Regions from separate parts of the Mus musculus genome. Here region 1 is linked to region 2. Evidence: chromatin loops called from intact Hi-C (ENCODE). Cell type or tissue: left cerebral cortex. All regions are shown on one strand.

Region 1 (8,000 bases), 330 kb before region 2:
TACCCACTTGGTTTTAATTAATTTTTGGTCATTGCACATTCCGAAATCTCTTAACTGTTGTCAAGTTTTTCATTACCCCAGCATCTATTTTTTAAAAGCTGCATACTAAACCAGGTTTCCCTGAAGCCTGTTCTACAGAACAGCAGCTTTTTGAAATGCTCCCTCATGAAAAGTTTGTGGTTTACAGTCAGTTACGTTTGGGAAACATCTACTCATTCATTTGGTGCAGGTTTGCCTTGTTGAAAAAGAACTACAGAAATTTGAATGTCCCCTCTCTCTTCTGCAGAAACTCCTCTTTTAAGCTCTATGCTGTATCATATAATGTATTCTTTCTATGCATAAGTTGTTTTCTGATTTCCACTCAATTCTTTTGAGAGGATTTATTACTCATTTGTGTTGTCAGGCTCTTGTCACTCATCTGCTTACTCAGGGGATTTCAGAGGTAGCAAGGAGTTTTTGGTTTTCTCTCTGTCTGATACAGTGTTGACTCAATTATCTCTGTTGCTGTGATAAAACAAAACAAAACAAAACAAAACTAAACTAAACTGCTCTGTGCAAACGCAACTTAGGAAAGAAAACCTTTTTCTTCTCCTCCTCCTACTTTTTCTCTTCCTCTTCCTCCTTTCCTCCTCTACCTCTTCCTCCTCCTCTTGCTCTACCTCCTCCTCTATCTCCTCTACCTCCTCCACCTCCTCCTCTTCTTCTTTCTTCTTACATGTCAGGTCAAAGTCCACTATCAAGGAAAGTCAGGGCAGAACTCAAGCAGGATCGTGAAGCAGAAACCATGAAGGAACCATCCCCTCTCTCTCTCTCTCTCAAGCTCATGCCTAGCTAGCTAGTGTCCTTATAGCTCAGAACTACCTACCTAAGAGATGTTTCCACCCACTGTGGGTCATGCCCTCCCATATCAATCAACAATCAAGACAGGTATGCCCACAGGCCATTCAGATCTGTTTTTTTCCCCTCAATTAAGACTTCATTTTCTCAAGATTTTTTTCAACGTGTGGGTTGCAACCCTTTTGGGGATTGCATATCAGTTATTCTGCATACTAAATATTTGCAGTATAATTCATAACAGGAGATAAATTACAGTTAATGAAGTAGCAGTGAACTAGTGTTAAGGTTTGGGGTTGACACAACACAAGGAACTTTGTTAAACAGTTACAGCATTAGGAGGGCTGAGAACCGCTGCTCTCGGGTGCATCTGTTTGACAGTTGAAGCTGACTAGGGCAAGCACCTAGCAAAGTTCTTGGTTCATGGGTTATGCACAAATATTTATTGCAATTTATGCATGAAAAGAACTGTACCCAATGTTCATCAAGTCCCTAATGTGTGTCAAACATGAAACCTTTAAAGAGTGTGGCTTGTCGGAAGTTCTAAACTAGTCAGTGGTGGACCTGAGTTTAACCCAGCTGGGCAGGTCTGACTTGGAAGCCTTCTTCTTTCCATTAAACAGTGCAGCATTAATCCAGAAAGCATCAGAGTTACATTTGGATTCTGCTCCATTCTTCACTGTGAATACCATAAACTTGAAGTGTGCGTTGGACTCATCTTCCATACTTTTAAAATGAAGAATCGGGCTCTATGGTCCCTGGTAGGATCTTTCAGTGCTACACTGGGCCAATTTTATCCCTAAAAAAAAGATTATCCATCACATTTCAGCGTGAGATTGTGTAACTCAGAAACTCTAAATCCCTACTTGTGCTCTCTCTTTAAAATAAACAAAAGCCTTTTAGCTCCTTCTAGATGCTGTCCTTGTTAACCAGCCAGCCATGCTTGGTGGCCTGTGGGGAGTTTGCTTGATGGGTTTCCAGTTGTGGAGCCTCTGCTTCTGGGAGCCTTAAGCAGGTGTGCCACTCACAGAAGGAAGCAGGTCCCAAACAGCCGTTGAACTTTCTGTGGAAGGCCCCAGCCCCCTCTTAAAGCCAAGAGGGAAGTGTGGATTCGGGGTGAAAGGACTTATCTGGGCCTCTAATTTTTTTTTCCATTTTAAATGTCCAAAGAGCTGAAGGGATTTGCAGCCCCATAGGAGGAACAACAATATGAACCAACCAATAACCCCCAGAGCTCCCTGGTACTAAACCACCAACCAAAGAGTACACACGGAGGGACTCATGGCTCCAGCTATATTTGTAGCAGAGGATAGCCGTGTTGGTCATCAATGGGAGGAGAGGCCCTTGGTCCCAAGAAGGCTTGATGCCCCAGTGTAGGGGAATGCCAGAGCCAGGAAGCTGGGTTGGGTGGGTTGGTGAGCAGGGGGAGAGGGGAGGGGAGAGGGGGCTTCAGAGGGGGAAACCAGGAAAGGGGATAACATTTGAAATGTAAATAAGTGAAAATATCTAATAAAAATCATATCTAGTTGTCATTGAGATACATGCTAAAAAAAAAGGTGAGATAGGGAAAACAAAAGGCATTTCCTTTGTCTGTCGAGGAGAGCGTAATAATTTAGCAGTCCCGTCTAGGGCCAGTCCCATCTAGGGCCAGTCCTTTCTGCTGTTTGGAAGCTTCCGAGGAATGACAGGCTGTTTGGTCTGTTCTTAACTGATAGTCTTTGGGTTGTGGGATACAAGGAAATGCCGCAGCCAGTACTTGACCTTCCCGTTACGGGAAGCCTTCTGGTTTACTCCATTCATCACACACTCTGTTCCTAAGTGAGGAGAAGCACCAGGGAGCCATGGCCTCTGGCAGGCTCCGCTCATTGTGCAATCCAGTCACATTGATGGTAACTCCCAGGGCGAAATGGTCCAGGGAGAGCCGCCAAGTGGAAAATGTACCTAGGTTGTACGTTGTCTCCAGGAGATACCGATGGCACAGCGGCCTTCGTTAGGGGAAACTTGTGGGCGTCCTTACTTCTCCATCTCTGACCCAGTTCATGGGTCCCTTTCTCAAGGTTTACACTTTGCTGTTGGAGCGAACGGAGTGCTCTCTGCCCATGAGCTCATACAGCTAAACTCACAAAAATGTTAATCCGAGATCTATTCATTTGTGTCTTTGTCTTCATCAACACAGCACATGGAAATCATAATTTCTGAGCGGACAGGGGAGCAGTTTGGGCATTAAACTAAACTGCCACAAATGTGAAATATGAAAAACCTCCCTGGTATTCCCCTAAACGTTCATATCAGTGTAACCAAACTGCCACAAATGTGACATATGAAAAATCTCTAGAAACCTCCCTGGTATTCCCCTAAATGTTCATATCAGTGTAACCAAGATGCCAGTGAAGGAAGACAGAGAGTGTCTTAAGGGATATTTTCATCTATCTTTTTTGTTGTGCATAATATAAACCATCACAAGTTTAGCAGAATTAAATCCTGTGTGTTGCTGCTTTGGTTGAGCCTGAGCCATTCAGGCTCCTTAGAAGGCTGTGAGCAGACTTGGAGTTGAGTTCTGATGGAGGCTGTGGAGTAGCCAGTCCCCAACACACCCAGGATCCAGGGTACCGCAGTCTGAACGTTTGTCCCACAAAATGCAGATGTTGTCAAACCATGTTCACTAACCAGGAGCTGAGATAGAAGGAGAAATGCGCTTATTAGTTCCTGGTGGCATGGAAGCTTGTACCAAGTTATTACTGCCTCTTCGTGTACCACCAGCACACTCCTTCCCTAAACTGTATAATCATTGCTAGCTAGGAAGAAAATCTTTCTAAAATGTAATCTGATATATGTCTCTGATTTCCATGTGGGTGACAGTTTCTTACTATGTTTGTGGAAGCTTGCACATTTGTTGGTAATGGTACCATTAGTTTTGTCTTAATTTTCTTTAGTTGGAATATAAGTGGTACACAGTCTTAACTGAGAAATGTGGTTTCCTGTCTGATAGGGAACCTGGTTTCATTTCAGAAGCAATTCCTAGATATACCACTAGAGGGCAGGCTGACCCTTTTACTTTTTGAACCAAGCATGCTTTTATACTAAATTTTTTTTCTTGAAAAAAAAAATGGAATTAAAAAAAATGGTGTGCATGTTATACACAGAGATAAGGCTAAAATCAATTTACAGACGTGATATATCCTCTCTTTCAATTAAATCTGTCTTTCCGTGTATTCATCCAGACATCCATTGTACATGACAAAAGAGAAAAGGATATATAAAAAAATGAGTTAAGAGCCTATTTCATCTAAACATACTCATTTAAACATCTTTATTTAATTTATAATATATTTAATTTTTCATCTATTTCATTTAAAAATAGAATAGGGAGTCAGAGATCTCATTCACTGATCATTCTTTCAGGTTGTATTAGTGAAGTTAATGAACTGAACAAACTGGTTGTTGGCACTGTGCAGCAGCTAAAGGAATCAGAACAAACTTTTGACGCATTGGGATGGGGAGAGGAGAAGAGAGGGGAGGAAAGGAAGGGAAGAGAGGGAATTAGGAGAGGAGAGGGGGAGAGAGGAGAGAGGGAGAGAGGAAGGGGGGACAAAGGGGGAATGAGAGTATGACAATATCTGTCTCATGGGATGTTCATGCTGAGTGCTTCCGAGGTGTGCTCTGAGAGGTGCAGTTTTAGAGGGAAAGGAGAGACACTATTAGGGACTGTCAGTTTGAGTGGAGTGTAAGGTGTGAAGAGTCTGGCGACTCTAAGGGACGACAGAGAGCCTGGTCCCTAGAACATAGTCGTGGCAAACAGGACAGCAGCTGAAAATGAAGCCTTGAAGTGGAATTTTTCAGACCTTTTATACTGTGTGTTAGAATAGGAAAGTCACTTTTGCCAAGTCCTAGGTTCTACGTTTACATGTGGGTGAGTCCTTGCAGGGCTTTTTCAAGTCCTCTAGTTTCACCCTCAAGACCGTGAGATCCACTGACTGGTACTGTGCAGAGAAAGAAGCAGATCTGTGTTTCCAAGGCCCTGGTTGTGGCTGTTGAGTTGGATTTTAGGACATGGAGGGGCAGCTGGGAAGGTTAACCTCATTCAGGTCAGATGGCTTCAAGGTGCAGGCATGAAGGGCGAACTTCAGTTGCTGGCCAGGAGCGCTTGTACTGTACCTGTGCCAGTGGCAGCTTCTGCTGGAACCAGGGCTGCTGGGGCTCTCTCCAAGCCAGCAGTTCTCAACCTAGGGTCCTGACGCCTTCCGTAGTCGTGTATCAGATATCCTGCATATCAGCTATTTACATTATGATTTATAACAGTCGCAATTATGAAATAGGAATGAAATAATTTTATGGTTGAGAGTCACCACAACATGAGGGACTGTGTTAAGGGGACTGCAGCATTAGGAAGGTTGAGAACCACTGCTTGAAATAAATATTTACAACTTGATGCTGCATGTGGTATCTAGGATCTTATAAGTACACAGTAAATATTTCTCAAACAAATTACTGGGGAGGAAAAAGGTACCTATAACATATTACTGTATTATGTGACAACTGGACATCCTTTCCGTAGGTAAACCGAGTGAGTATACATACACCACCAGACGGTCGTGCCCATTCACAGGGGCAGCTTCTTACAATATCTATAGGTATCTATGCCATACAACTGTGTGGGGTGTGGAGTTTTTGTTTGTTTGTTTTTGCTTTGTTTTTTTTTTTTTTTAGCTCATTGTCCTATCTGCTGTATAGATAATAAACAAAATTCAAAAAACATACAGTTTTCAAATTCAACAGAGGAAGTTCAAGGGTTGAATTGCTAACATTTGACCTGTCCTGACGCATAGAGCAGCCAGTTTTAGATGACCTAACTGGATATGTTCACCTTAGAGGACAAGGACACGGTGGTGGGGGCAGGGAGGCTTCTCTTCTGGAGGGACCATCCTCTGAGATGCTCTCTGAGAGAGTGCATCTGAGACTGTCACAAAGCATCGCCTAGAGACTGAAGCGCAGACTGTATGTCACTCTTCATAGAACTCTTGAGACATCTCATGACTCCAGTGGGGAAAGTGGTCAAGCTTTCAGGAAAATCTGTGAAATACAAAATAGTTGAAAACTGCTTACTCAAGTCAAATTAATATTCCTTGGCCTAGTGAATAAGCTATATGGATCATTAGTTTTTCTGACAGTTTTCTCCCTTAAAACATAATTATGGCTAACTTTTGATTGTATTAGTCCTTATATTGCAGGCCTTTCTAAAGTCCTTTGTAGTCCTGCTTGCTCGAAAATTGTGATGGTAGTTTTGCTCCTTTTCCTCCCTTTCCTCCTCTTCCTCTTCCTCTTCCTCCTCCCCTTCCTCCTCCTCCCTCTCTTCCTTCCTTCTCCCATTCCTTCTGCTCCTCCCTCTTATTGTGCAGTGCATCAGATCTACTTCAGAAAGTCTTTAGAGTAAAACTTTATTTTTCCAGTTGCAGAAATGTGGAACTGTGGGGGCACAGACACAAACACTGGAGGATGAGTAGAAGATCAATCAAATATTTCAGATAAATCAAATAATTAAATATCTCTTCATAACAAATGTATGATTGGGTAATTTCTTACTTCTCCCACAAACACAGGCTTTTAAACTTATCACTGCTAGACACATATGACTGCACTTTTCCCACCTCAGACTTGTGCTGCTCAGGTGGCTTGGCTCTTAAAGCTGGCCTCACAACAAACCGCATCACCTTTAACTGTCTCAAGTAGTGAGAAACCTGTGATCGTTATGGTGTGGAACAAGGCTTCCTTTTTGCTGTTCTGTTCTGAGCCCATCAAGTAACATTAGATCCCATCTTGATGAATACAGTATCATGGTATCGTGATTTTTCTGTGAGATCCTAGTGTTCCAGACGAATGGCTTACTCTTCATAGTTGGAATGCCAAACACCAATGCTTTTCTCCTCTCAGGGTGAAACAATGGCAGATGGACTCCAAAATGGGGAGGGCAAAGAACAAGGTTGCCTTACAAATCCTGCAAGATCAGCCACACCAGGAAAACCAAACCCGCTGATGTTTTATGGCTCAGACTTTATGTGAGCGCCCGGGATCAAAGGGCTCAAGTCCCCCTGGACCACAAGGTTCATAGTTCATGGCAAAAACTCATCAAAAAGAACACTTTAGTCGTTTAAACTTTTCATTTTAATCAGCCTCAGTAATAAAAGAGCCTTTAGGTGTCCAAAAACATTCTGCAAGATCAAGAGGTTGTTTGCTCATTTCTCGACGCAGCTTTCTTATTGGATCCATACAGTGCCTGTGGCCTCAGAGTGTCAGAGGGCCATTGCCTCCACACCGTCTGCCCTCATGGGATGGTTCCTTTCGGTTCTTCTAACTGTGCATTATGTGATAATAAATTATGGCACCTGACGGAAGGACCGTAAAATTTTCACACCGTTTATCAAGCCCCTTCAGCCATTTAAAGCTAGGTCTCTGACAGCAAGGCAGTGACTTAGTGTTTAGACAGAAACACAGTCTACTGCCCTGTGCCTTGGCTAGCACCAGGAAACAGCTCTGCAAAGGAGAAAGGACACAAGACTCAGCGTCAAGCGTCAGAAGATGCAAACAGAGTCACCGCCAGCCCGCGGGGCAGACACTAGCCACAGTTGCGCTTTTTGACAGTACCTCCGCCACATTCCCTTCAGAGTACACAGGGTGAGGTTTGTGAAGTTGCTAACGCTGCAGAAAGAACAGTGGAGTTGCGGGTTCCCTTCCTGGAAGCCGTCGGCCATACTCCTGCCATGTCTTTTCCATCCGTTCAGGTTCAGCTTCAACTTTGCCTCACTCTCGGCTTTCCTTTAAGTGGCTTTAGTCACTTGGCCTTGTCGCTTAGGGATTTCATGTTTACTTCTGCCTTGGGAGCTTTCCACGCGTGTGTTTGGATTCATGTCTTCCCCTGGGGTTCCAACATTGCATGTCTGACTTTTGCTGGAATATTGGGGAAGGCTTTCAGTATCTCATTCTAAAACTATCAAAGCCAGAGCACCTGAAAACCAGTAAGCCTTGGGTTTAAGGGGCTCCACATCGTTGTTTAGCTCCCCCTTCTGGTTCATAGCATGATTTACAGAAGCGTCTTTCCATAGCTGCCCTGTCTATTTGAGGTTTCACCGTTTTTCCTAGAAGTCACACCACTAATCTCGGATGCATCCTTA
Region 2 (8,000 bases):
CTTCTCTGAGAATGAACTAGAATAGCCTATCTCAATGTACGCCCTGCTAGCTGTATATATACCATCCTCCTCTCACCTCCCCCACCCCAAACCCCACACGCTTCTCCCTCTGCTAAAACTCACATGGCACACGTTGCACAGTGGCCAATGTGTGCACTCAGGTTTAAAGGCCGTGCCTAACTGTGGTCTGCTAAACCCAGCCTGCTTCACTAACTCTTTATGGACTGCGGTGACCAAGATGTTTGCACCAATTTGTTCCAAGAGGGAAACTTGTCAGAACATTCGCTTCCTGTAGCCTCAGGTCCCTGAAATACCAGCCACCAAAATCACCTGTGGTTTACCATAATGCCTAGACTCATAATCGTTTCTCAACTAAATAGCCCAGGATTATACAAGTCTGCAGGGATAGATGTACTCAGACCTAAAATAGCTGGCTTGCCAACAAACTTAAAAAACCCAAGCCACTGCGGGAAAGCATAAACAGATTCGGTCGTTAGGATGATTATATCAAATAAGACAGTTACAGGAAAGCAGCTCTGCGAACCATAAATGTTACACAAAACTGGGTTACTGCTCTTCCCTTCCCTTTGTGTACGTAATCCACTTTGTCAATTTTCTGTGGAAAATCCTTCATTGCGGCTTTCCAGGTGACTCATGGTGCTTCTTGTTGCCGGGGGTTTTTTTTCCAGATGGTATGAATCAGGTGACATGAGACAGAGTTCTAGTTTAAACACCACGGGCTTTGCACAGATATGGACTTTGCACAGACAATGCCTGACAGGAAAAAACCCCAGGAGCCAAGGTTCTCCAGGAACCAAGACGCCTCCTGGGTTAAGCCCACACTTCAGGAAAGTGCAAGGAGTCTTAGCTGCCAGCTTCGAAGCCGTGCCTTACAAGTAGACGGGAAGGGAGGAATGCTATGCTTAGATTAATTTTTTTCCCTGCTGTACTGGCTGGTTTTGTGTGTCAACTTGACCCAGGCTGGAGTTATCACAGAGAAAGGAGCTTCAGTTGGGGAAGTGCCTCCATGAGATCCAGCTGTGGGACATTTTCTCAATTAGTGATGAAACAGGGAGGGCCCCTTGTGGGTGGGACCATCTCTGGGCTGGTTGTCTTTGGTTCTATAAGAAAGCAAGCTGAGCAAGCCAGGGGAAGCAAGCCAGTAAGTAACATCCCTCCGTGGCCTCTGCAACAGCTCCTGCTTTCTGACCTGCTTGAGTTCCAGTCCTGACTTCCTTTGGTGATGAACAGCAGTATGGAAGTGCAAGCTGAATAAATCCTTTCCTCCCCAACTTGCTTCTTGGTTCATGCGGGAATAGAAACCCTGACTAAGACACCTGCCAAACTCTCGTGTGAACAATATGGAAAGTGGGGTGGGAGAAAAAGGGTTAGAAAAAAAATAAGAGTTTTTTAAACCTCATCAGAATTTAGAGGCAGCAAAGTTCACTGTCCCCACTTGTTCCATTCAGGTTACGGTCACAGAAATGGGCCGAGCGCATGGTTTAAATGCTGCTTCTCCATGAAGGCTGCACACAGCTGGGACTTGGTGTTCGGAAGAATGAGTTAGGCTACAGAGCTCACAAGAAGCTCTAGCTCAGGCCCTGTACCCACAGATGGACACTAGCTGGAATAAGCACTCAGTGTTTATGTCCCCTTAAAAATTATACTGAAGTCTGAACCCCCAATGTGGAGGGGGTGCAACTGTCCTCCATGAATTCTCCGGCCTCTCGGCCATGTCAAGAGTCAGCTAGCCCTGAAGCGTGAAGCAGGCTGTCATCAAACACCTCAGCCGGGGCCTGATCTAGACGGTCAAGAGCTGCGAGCAGTAGACCGAGTCACCTGGGCGGATGAAGACAAGCTGGGCTCCAAATAACTGACTTCTCTAAGTTAGCAGCTGCTAGGCATGAAATTTCACCTTGCTAATTTTGCTGCTTTTCTATGGCCCTCTTTGACCTCTGTGCTTGCTGGTTTTCTGTCACCTTGAGAGATGCTGGAGTTATCTGACAGGAGGGAGACTCAATTGAGCAAAGGCCTCCATAAGATGAGGTTGTAGAACATTTGTGATTGATAGGGAGGGTCCAGCCCATTGCAGGGCTACCCCTGGGCTGGTGGTCCTGGGTTCTCTAAGAAAGCAGGCTGAGTAGGCCATGAGGAGTGAGCCAGTAAGCAGCATCTTTCCATGGTCTCTGCATCAGCTCCTGCCTCCAGGTACAGGCCCTGTTTGAATTCCTGACTTCCTTCAGGGATGGACTACAATGTAGATGTGTAAGCTAACTAAACCCTTTCTTCCCCCAGTTGCTTTTGGTCATGTTTCATTACAGCAGCAGTAATCCTAGCTAAGACAATACCATAAGAAAATCTTATTTATTTGGGGGATGAACCAATACTTTATATTGTTCAATAGTCATGGATAGTGACAATTTCTGCTTATTCTTTGAAGTGCCATAACCTTCTTTACAGCTACTGAGTCTACTACTTGGAATTTGTGATTGTGAGACAAGGCCGCATTATGGACCCAAACCAACCTGGAACTCACTGTCTAAAGTTGGCCACCCTCAAATTTATAATCCTCCTGACTCCACCCAATTTTCCAGTGCTTGGGGTGCCTAGCCCTTTTGTGTCAAGTTCTTCAGAACTTCGTCTTAGGTGCTCTGTCCCCATCAGCAATGTTTGCCTAGACAGCTCATCCACTCGATAGCCTCAGCCACTCCTGTCAAGGAGAGGACTCCAAAATGCCCTCCCCCTACATCTGTCTTGTGTTCCGCATATCCAAAGAACCATCCTCATGCCTTTCCAGACACGCTGGAGAGCCTTAACGACACAATCATTTTCATCTTCCCTAGCCTACCTGCATGTAAAACGTTTTAAGATTTGTATCCAGGCAGCTAATCCACACAGGATATTTAAAATCATTTTCCAAGGTCTTCTTTTTTTTTTTTTTTTACAAGAATTTCAGTTGTGTGAGTGATTTCAAGGCAGCCTCAGAGGGCATAGGAAAAACTGGAGACACCGACGCAGGCAAAGTTATCATTGGTTCCTCTAGAATGGGGAAAACTACAAAGAGACTTTAGAAAAGTTATCTGGGCTAAGAGACAGCCCTCCCTCCCTTCCTTCCTTCTCCCTCCCTCCCTCCCTCCCTCCCTCCCTCCCTCCCTCCCTCCCTCCCTCCCTCCCTCCCTCCCTCCCTATCTCACTTTGTCCCTCCTTTCCACATCCCCTCCTCCTTCTAAATGCAGAAAGAGACTCTCCAGAAACAAAGTGAGACTCCTCTTCCATGTTTACTGCCCCGGTTCTGTCAGCCTTTGATTGGGAGGCAGCTATTGCCACCTCGTGGCAAAGTAGAGGTACTGCAGCTCCTTTATTCAAATTTGGCCAAACATAGGCTTATTAAAATCTACTTGCCTTTTCAATAATGCCACCTTACAAAGGGCTTTTTCCCCCCCATTTGATACAATTTTTAAAAGTTTCAGCTCTCTTTTATTTTGAAAAGAATGAAATTAAGGTTCTAAATGTGTTATAAAAATATTTTGATGTATTTTAACAATATAAATAAAATTTACAATCATCAAATATTTATAACGTCTGTTTAGTGGTTTGAGACTTAGTGTTACCACAGTGCTAAGTATTCAGTAGCTTAAAGTGTTGGAGGAAGAAACAGCTGACACTTTAGGAGAACAGTTTGCTGCTGTTTTGGGTTTTTTTTTATTTTTAACCTGAGGCTGTTAATATTCAAGGGCTAGACTATCTGTCCTGGTTCAATCAACCCCAATTCAAGAAGAGTGTCAGTCACCAGAGACAGTTTTTACTCTCCAAAGTCCTCACCCTTAGTAAACAGCTCTCCGAGTCTGTCCCTGGGAGAGCTGCTAGCTTACCCTGCCTCTAAGGGAAAACAGTAGCATTTACCATGTCACAGAGACCTGCTCCAGCAGCCGGGGGAGGAGGAGGAGGGCGGAAACATAAGGTGTGGAAGCTGACCAACGCTGGTGATGAGCAGTTAGAAAGATGATCAGAAGCCCAGGAGGTGGGGGCAGGAGTGTGAGAAGTTCAAGGTCATCCATGGCTACATACAGTGCTCAAAGCCAGCTTGGGCTGTAACAGATCCTGTCTCAAACAACAAATAAAAACTGACAAACAAGTAAAGCCCTCATGCTGCTGCTGCTGCTGCACACAGAGGCGGGGTCTTGCGGTCTTTTTATTAACAGTTCACATGACTGTATGTGAAGGAAGCCTTATTTCATCCATAAGAAAATTACCTCTCAGAGAGGCCGCCAAGATCTCACGTAGCAAGCAAGCAAGCCGTGTGTACACGGCTCAGACTCCGTTCTCCTGCCATCGACCTCCTGAGGTTGCCTTTAGAAGGGCACTCACTTCCTGGCAGTCTTTACTTTGTCCTTTTGTCTTGGTTTTGGCCAACAATTTTATACATTTGGAAGATGCTACTTCTTGGCTGTTTTTAAGGTTCCCACAGAGGCGTGCCTAAGCTAAGTAGAAATGAAGAAATAACTTACTAAAAGATGACGGCACCAGAAAGTGATGGGGTTGGCCTTTAAATCCAGGGAGCTCTGGTAACAAAACTCATAGCAACCCCATTCCATACGGTTTGAAGTTTTCACAGGAATACATGTACTGTGTGTGTTCTCTATAAAAATCAGGAGGGGGTAGCAGGGACACCTTTAACTGATTCTCTCTGATGCTGGTAAAAGAATGGAAGGAGCTATTCCACATGGTGTGAGTGAGTCTCTGAGCATAGAGTACAGACAGATGGGCGAGTGGAACAGTGATCTGTTCACAAAAATAAGAACCAGGCCATCCATCTAAAACCCAGGATGGACTGGGAAAAGCTCAAGGTTTGTACTTCATTTCTATCCGCCCACTGTCTTTGATCTACTTCCTGTCATTTTCCACCTCAGCTTTAAGAGACAGAATTCTAAACTGGCTCCAAGATTCTTCTTACCTGCTGAACATACAAGACCCCCCCCCCCCCCCCCCCCGCATGTGGTGGAGACTGGAGATAAGTAGCTATCATCTTAGATAACAAAGGTGGCCGATAGTCACTCCCAGGACTCTATTGCAGCACCCTTATCAGATTAAAGGGGCTGATAATGGAGAAGTAAAATGTCACAACAGAACATTCTTGTTCAGGATATTCTGCATAGGAATATTCGAGGCAGTGTCCTTCCCAAGGGACTTCCCAGCCGACAGCCATCAAAAAGGGAACTTGAGCTGATAACTGCATGGAAATGAAGTCTGCCAGTCAGTCACCTTAACAAGCTTCTTAAAAGCCCCCACACCAGTGTCGCTGTATGGCTGGGCAACATCAGAATTCACCTTGGCTTGACTCTGAATGGAGAGAGACTGCCAGAGTTGGAACAGAAGTAACTGGGAGACAATGTGTGTCCTGAGAAACTGCTAATGCTGTGGTAATTCAAGGTAGAGCAGCAGTCAATGGAAGCACAAGTCAATGCCCATCCCTTACAGGAGTCTTGACGTTGCTATGGCAGCTCATTACCTCAAGATTAAGGACAGATCCACTGTAATCCATCCTCTTTCCTTCCTCTGTGCCTTTTCACCACACTCCCCTGGGGATTTCCTATGCAAACTTCAAGACCCAGGCCAAATGGAACTTCCCCTAAGAAGCGTTTCCTATTCCTGACCTACCTCCTACTCTTTGTTCCATGGAAGCAGTGCATATCAGAATACACCGTAATGACTTTTTGTCAGTTCCCTTCTCCCAGTTAGTCTGAACCACGTAGGACAGGGGTGCCCCAGCATCCTGCAAAGTGCATATGGAGGACAATACACGGTTGGATACTGACTGAGTGAATAAAACAAGGCTCTGAAAAACACAGGCTTTTGATACCAGGGAGACCCTTCCCCATGGCAACAGCAGAGTGATTAACCATATACTTTACTAGTGGAGAGAGCAGATATTTACCATCTCAAAAAAAAAATTAAATAAACAGGAACAGGTGACTGGTGCCACTTAGAGTTTAGACTCTTCCTAAAAGAATGGCAAGGAGTCCTATCTGATTTATCTTGATGCAAGCCATTTGCCATGGTTGCATGCTTGCAGATTCAAGTTATTTAGGCTAATCTACTCCTGAAATCAAATGTCAACCAAAATACACAGCATATCAATGGTTCAAAGTGACAGCAACAAGACAGAAATGGGCATCATGTGTCAACACTATTCACAGCAACCTAGAGCCCTGGAGCAGACAGCACTGTGAGGTGGTCCTAGTAGGGAAAATTACATATCAGGAGAAATAGTGCCAGGTATGCAGCTCAGCCCAGAGTGCTTGCTTAGCCTGAAGCCCCAGCTTCCTTCCTCAGAACCTCATACGTTTCCCCGTCTTAGCACTGGGGAGGTGGAGGCAGTAGGATTAGAGCTCCAGGTAATCCTTGGCTACATAGGAAGTTCAGTGAAAGTCTGGTCTAAATAAGATTCTACCAGTAAAAAAAGAAAACAATACCCCCACACACGCCAAACCAAACAAAACAAAAACCCTCAGAAATACAATAGAAACACTGTCAGTTTGGAAGAGTGCATACCTTCGATGCTCTGTGGCCCAACAAGATTCATGGCCTGGTGAGCCGGGTACTCCACGCGTGGCCTGGCAATGCCCAGCTGCTCCATAACCCCATGAAGCAGCCTCTGGATGTCTGTCTCTGAGACCCGGTCAGGGGTCCGTGGACTATAAGCGAATGCTGGATTCCACTCAAACATCAACCAAAACAAAAGGCCAGATAGCATAGCAGAGACCAGCCTTGAGGCCATTTTTAACCTGCAGAAGAAAGGACCAAGTTATATAACTTGGCCAAAATGGGCAACCATAACACAACTGGGGTGATATAACTATGACTCACAAGTTGAGGCTGAAGGACCACCCTGAAAGGAGACTCAAATGAAAAATTCCTAGAGGTTTGCTTTGTGTCCAAGCCAGGTAGGAAACCGCTGTGTGAAGGAAATAAGAAGACAGAAGAGTCTAGGATAAACTAGTCCCTCTAACTTGACACCTGAGGATTCTAAGGACAGGAATATGTTCTCACATCTATGGTCTGTGATCCTTGCAATCTAAGCACTTTTGGATTTGAGATAGGGAGGGTGGTAATTTTTAAGATCTCCTAGTTTAAGGAAAGAAAGGAATAACAAAAGGGAGTTAGGGAGACCCAAACAGTAAAAAACAAACAGACAATCAAAAAACATCCCAGAGAAAGGTCTGGAGTAGTGGCCGAGGGTGTTTGAACTTAGCAGACCAGCAGGCAATAGGTGAAGATCCCGAGCAGAGAGGTACGCCAACTCCTATCCTGCTCTGTGATGAGGGAAGCAAGCAACATGAGACGCTTGACTGCATACCAGCTAGGTCTTCCTGGGCAAGTTCCTCAGCCTCCTTTTCTACAGACCAAGGATAGCAACAATCTATCTTATAGAGTTACTGTGAAGATAAAGATCAAAATCATGTAAGGAGCATGGAGCAAAGCCAGGTACCTAGTAAGCCCCCTGCACGTCTAGCCCCTTGATGGTAATAAGCGGTTCTGGGAGTTAAGGTTTGCGGAGGCAGAAGCAGCAGGGAGAGGAAAGACAGTGACATGGTGGGGGATAAATCTGCCTTACATGTTGGTGTCCGTAGAAGCCACGGGAAGCTGAACAAGGAAACAGTTTTCACACAGCTTCCCTGGCAGCTGCTCGTTCAGGATGGGTGCTTCAGGCCATAGTCAGATAAACCCTTTTGAGCATTCACACGGGAATAGGGAATAAAAAGGTAGGGAACAAGCCAAATATCTTCCCTAAAACAAATACTTCATTTTATCTGTCTGCAGCTAACGGCCTTTCCTTGCAACTCACAGACATTAAAACCATGCTCTTCAAAGAGCCAAGGACCGCTATTTTAACAGCACAATCTACCGCTGTGATAAAAGGGCTGGATGCGGGCACCAGGCTCCATCATCTCCATCTTTCTTCATGAACTCCGAATACAGGATGTTTTCTTTACTGGCTA

Evidence for each region. Peaks named below come from ENCODE experiments on the same cell type or tissue, not always from the same donor. Only the 100,000 strongest peaks of a DNase experiment are listed, where the experiment ranks them.
Region 1: it touches region 2 in a loop (4-fold over the local background); 16 of 42 quality-filtered maps call a loop at or near these places.

What each region holds. Positions count from the first base shown.
Region 1 is chr2:113,491,028-113,499,027 of GRCm38, forward strand. The region is part of intron 5 of Fmn1 (formin 1); the gene reads left to right. Among named protein-coding and RNA genes, the nearest start is that of Gm13963, 100 kb to the left of the region's middle. In left cerebral cortex, CTCF peaks have their summits at 3,857 (motif pointing right) and 7,903 (motif pointing left); a DNase peak (open chromatin) is centred at 3,861.
Region 2 is chr2:113,820,787-113,828,786 of GRCm38, forward strand. Scg5 (secretogranin V) reads right to left here. Exons shown (of 6, transcript NM_009162.3): 2 at 6,553-6,785. The coding sequence starts at 6,778. Among named protein-coding and RNA genes, the nearest start is that of Scg5, 4.3 kb to the right of the region's middle. In left cerebral cortex, a CTCF peak has its summit at 3,349 (motif pointing left); DNase peaks (open chromatin) are centred at 663, 3,329, 3,949, 4,524 and 2 more places; H3K4me3 peaks cover 3,847 bases; H3K27ac peaks cover 3,331 bases.